Linked DNA regions of Homo sapiens: region 2 is linked to region 1. The links are chromatin loops, found by intact Hi-C in ENCODE. Cell type or tissue: PC-3. All regions are shown on one strand.

The links. Peaks named below come from ENCODE experiments on the same cell type or tissue, not always from the same donor. Only the 100,000 strongest peaks of a DNase experiment are listed, where the experiment ranks them.
Region 2: it touches region 1 in a loop (11-fold over the local background); 97 of 110 quality-filtered maps call a loop at or near these places.

What each region holds. Positions count from the first base shown.
Region 1 is chr4:121,095,876-121,098,375 of GRCh38, reverse strand. No RefSeq gene overlaps it. Among named protein-coding and RNA genes, the nearest start is that of NDNF, 25 kb to the right of the region's middle. In PC-3, a CTCF peak has its summit at 1,526 (motif pointing right); no DNase peak of the experiment used is centred here; H3K27ac peaks cover 436 bases.
Region 2 is chr4:120,154,889-120,157,388 of GRCh38, reverse strand. All of the region lies in intron 3 of MAD2L1-DT (MAD2L1 divergent transcript), which reads right to left. Among named protein-coding and RNA genes, the nearest start is that of MAD2L1-DT, 89 kb to the right of the region's middle. In PC-3, a CTCF peak has its summit at 1,072 (motif pointing left); no DNase peak of the experiment used is centred here.

The DNA.
Region 1 (2,500 bases):
TTCAATTGCTTACATAGATCACAACACCATTCCCCAGTTTGTTAACCTTTTTAATATTTCATTCTCAAAAAGGTCTATTCTACCAGATTTACCTTTAGATCTGTGTTATAACTTCTATTAGTGAGAATATGTTTTTAGAGGTTAAAGATTATTCATATCTGAATTATTTTGCGGCCCATATAAGAAAAAGTACTGAAATGATAACAACGACATTTGGTAAGACTCTCTCCATCCCAGTGAAAGAGCAAGGATGATTAACTTTTTAAGCCTACAGAGAAGACATTCTAGGACCATATCACTAAACTACTGTTTTATAATTACAAAGTGGCATTTTGTCACCAGAAAGATATATGGGAATCAATGGAGGAATACTAGCTCACATGTCTAAATCCAGGAAAAAACATTAGGAAGCCCTAGAATTAGGAAGCCTCAGAGTGTGCAAAAGAGGTAAAGAGATTCCATTTAACCTTAGACTGCCCTGGTAGCCAGTTTGTTTGCTCTGGGTTGAGCCATCCATTGTCCAGGAATGTAATGGGTAAAAGAGACTCAGAAACATCCTTCCTCAACCCCAACACCCTTGCATCTGCAAACCGATTTCACATTGTTAAAGGTTCACTCAGTTTAGTCATTTTAATTTTAAACCAAAATAAATGTAAATAATGATCCAATCAATAAATTGGTCTTTTTATAAAATAAAATCAATTCTAAATCTACTTTAAAGAACCATTTGTAGAGGTTTTGGTTTTAAGTTCATGAAAAGCATGATAACAATCACAAGAACTGTGATTCCATGTTTTCAGAAGTTTATACTGCAGGCCTTCAACCTGCTTTTAGAGATAATGCAGTTAAAACTAACACTCAGCACAATCAATTAAAAATATCCAACCATGCTAACATTTTGGAATGATCCGGATGGTTAATATTTGAACGAAGCATCTGAACTGATTGGCTGTTTTGCTACTGTGTTTCAAGTTAGAGGTATCATCAGAGGCCAAGGTTTCTTTAAATTCCTCCAACAGTTCATTTTAGACTACCGATACTAATAGGTAGCCTCTTGAACTATGTGAATGAAGCAATTTTCAGTACCGCCAGGTGTTAGAAAGTGACTAGTACGTAATGGAAGCCCAGTTAATGTTGCTGCCAAAATTGATATATGAATGAATGATCTCTATTGGCCTGTATGTTTCAAAGCTTCTATACCAGATCTTAAAAAAAAAAATCCAAGTTTTAGTTTGGTTCTGGTTACAGTTACTCCAGGGCCTGTGTTATCTAGTTTGGCTCTCTACAATAAATTAGCCAATTTTTTACCAAATTTTTAGTGTATTAAACATAGGAAAGTCTTATATAGGCAGATACTTTGGTTTGTTTTACAATTTAATCATTTGATTTCTATTTTGTTCCTTGCGAGCTTAATATTTTGAACAAATTATCTCTGCTATTGTCCCTGTTATTTTCCTTTAGTGCTGATTTCATAACAAGAAAAAACTGACATTTGAAATCAAAGGTTTTTTCCTAAGTAAAATGTCCACTAGATGGAAGTATTGTTTCAAAAGAACGAGGGTGATGGCTTTAAAAAACTATTTCTAAAACTTACCCAGTGAAAGTTACATCATAAAAACTGATAGACAATTCCTTTATTACTTTCCTAATTTTTTTATTTTTATATAAATGACAGCATTTAAAATCCATGTCATTAGGAGGCTTATATTGTGAAAATTGTTGCATCTCTGTAAAGACTTAAGATGTCTCAGTGCTGAATTCTCTAAGTTTATTTTCTATATGTTTCATAGGTTTAATGACAACAAAGAAAATATCTTAGTTAAAAAACATGCCTTAAAATCAGAATCCTGGGAACTTGCTTCATGAGTCAGAAATAAAAAATTTGTAGAGGGTTAAATAAAAACCCTAAACATAAAGTGCCTAACAAAAAGATTATAAAACCCTCAAGTGTGGAAAAATACACACACATAGATTAGATGTGAGTGTCTTAAAGTTCTCAAAGAAACAGTATCATTGTGTATTCACACATTCTTGCCCAGTCTACACAACTGTATTTAAAGTGCATATTTTAATATTTGCTAATGCAAATGGCATAGTAAATTTGCAAATTACATTCCATTCTTATTTGCAGTTGCTGACCTGAATATAAAAATATCTTTATTAACTTAAATTTGTCATGGTTTGCCATTATTTTAGTATACTTAAGGCAGTACTTGAGCAATTTTTTGTTTTCTTACTATGATGTTTATGACTAATATTTTTGAAAGTATTTACTCAACCTCTTATGGCATATTATGCTTTATAATTAAATATGGCTTTGGAATTAATTATTAACATTATCTTTAAGAAATACAATTCTGAGGAAGCAAAATTTTAATGCAATATAAAAGCATTTTAGTTGGAGGCTTCAAACCTCCAACTTAATGACAAGCTTCTTCCACACATTGCCCCACAAGTGTACACTTTCAACAACTGATAAAGGGAAATCAATCAGCCCCCT
Region 2 (2,500 bases), 940 kb after region 1:
CTATATAAATAGCTTCTCAGAGTATTTCTTAAATTTCTTAAGTAGAGGTGCTGTATTAAAGATCCAGTTAAGGCAAATAAATGTTGTTTCTATGCTTCCCCCAAATCTTTACTTTGATCTTATTGAATAAAGTGAGAATAGTTATTACGTTAATACTATCAAACTACTCTGAGGAAGAAACAGGATATTATAAAATTCTGTTTCTTTTAAATGAGTTGTTAATTTCAATCAGCTAATAATATTTATTAGGTTTGAAAAAATAGATTAAAAGAAAGGGTGAACATATCAAATTTAAAAGTTACAAATAGTTAAAAACTAATATAGCCTAATTGCATATAATAAGAAATGAAGTAAAGATTTTTACTAATAAAAAAATGACATTTTAAGATATTATGAGTAAACATTTGTTCATTTCATATTTTAAAAGAAAAGGAAAACTGTTGATTACTTGATTGGGAAAAGGAAAATAACAATATTCAAGAAGGAGGATGTTATTATGAATCAAGGCTTTCAATGCCAAAAAGTCTTTCTGAACAACAATAATTTTCTCAAGTTAAGTTTTAGAAGTATTGCTTTATTCTTGCTTTTCTTCTATAATTTTCAACAGTATCTCACGCATGTCTCTTTCATAATTGTATACAATTGGTAGGGTACTAAAATATAACAAAGACAAGAGACAGCTTAGAAAAAGGAGAAATTGAATACTTTTTATTGCTTTTTGTGATTATTTTTCATAAATTTTGCAGAGAAGATATAGCCAAAAAGCATCTTGGAGCATGTCCTGACCTTGGAGGAACTTTTTCTTCTGGAATATTTCCCGTTTGTGTTTGTTTTCTCCCCCTATGTAGTCTTTTACTTTTCTAGAATAATTGCGATGAATTACAAACATAAAATTCAGAGAATTTTTTAAAAGATAAATACTTATTCAACAATTTCATGTTTCATTTAACTATACAGATCTGAATATTTGTGTGATATTCTCTTGGATTTTCATGACATCTGCTTAGTTTTAAGGTATGCGTTACCTTACATTTTCTTCAAACTGGAGTTTTATTTGAGGCACTAGTGCCATCTGCTGGACACAGATAAAATTAAAGACTTGTGAACGCAGTTTCACATGTGAAAAGTCCAACCAAGCATAGCCCTTGTTCCTTAAAACTTAACCTTTATGAAACACTTGCTATTCTTTTCAATGTACTCAGAAACATAGGTTCAGACTTGTTTCCGTTGGTCATCCCAGGAAACTTAATGAAAAGTCTTTTAGGACTATTTGCCATCACAAATACAGTTTAAAACTACATTCAACATTCAACAAAATTTGCACTGAGCATTCTGGGTACACAAAAATGAAGACGATTCAGAAGCCAACTTCAAGATGCTTGTAATCCCATAGGTTGATAGGTTGAAAAAAGTAATTACAATTGTGAAATTAAAATGCTACAATCTACCTCATTCAAACAACATGTGAAAATTGCTGTAAAGATATACTTATTCCTAAAATAACAAATATAATAGCTCTGGGAGAGATTTCAGACGACTGCCTACTTTTGCAATTGAGAAAAATGAGACTAAAGTGTTCATGTCTTATTCAAATCATATTGTTAGTTAGTGTCAAAGTTGAAACCAGAAGCTAGATCAACTAATGCTCTTTTCATGGTTTCCCTTTCTGCCCAATCATTTCTTATCAATTATTTAACATATAACAAAGTGAAGGTAAAATATTCAATTTTAATAAAAGCTTAAACATTTGATATGTCATAAAGATCATATTGAAAGCATAAAAAAGCAAAAGAAAGACCATTTCAAAATCTTCTCACATTTTTAATTTATACGCTTGTTTTGTTGCTCATTGGTTTAATATGTGTCTTTTGCCACAAGATTTTAAGATTGCACAACAGAGCTTAGCAGAAGGCTTGGCATTTCACAACAGGTACATGATGAATGAACGAATGAATGAATGAATGAATTCTAGACTCATTTATATTTTCTTAACCTAGTGAGAAAGGAAGGACTAAATTAAGCATGACAGATTGCTGAAAAAAAAGGAAAATCGATGCAAATGAATGGAATGAATAACACTTTGTAGGTTAATAAAAATGTTTAGAGCTGCTTGCTCTTACTTCTTTCAGGTACATATTGAAATCCCTGTGGATAACTTAGCTATATCTGAATTATTTGATAACTAAATATCAAAGGATTAACACTGTCTAAATGTTGACTTGATCAACATAAAAGATATTCCCTACTTTTCTATCTTTAAGACAAATAAATATTAATTTGGATAAGACACTGAATTCTAGGGATAGAGAGAGGAGCCCCAGATAGAAAAAAATGTATTGACCCTGCCATAAAATTGACTATTGCTAGTGCTAAGAACTGTTATAATTGCAAATCATGTATTAATTTATTTAACCCTCAAAACACAGCTCGAGATATATTATTGTTAATTCCATTTTGGAGAAGGAAACACCGTAGCATAAGAAGTGTAATAACCTGCCCA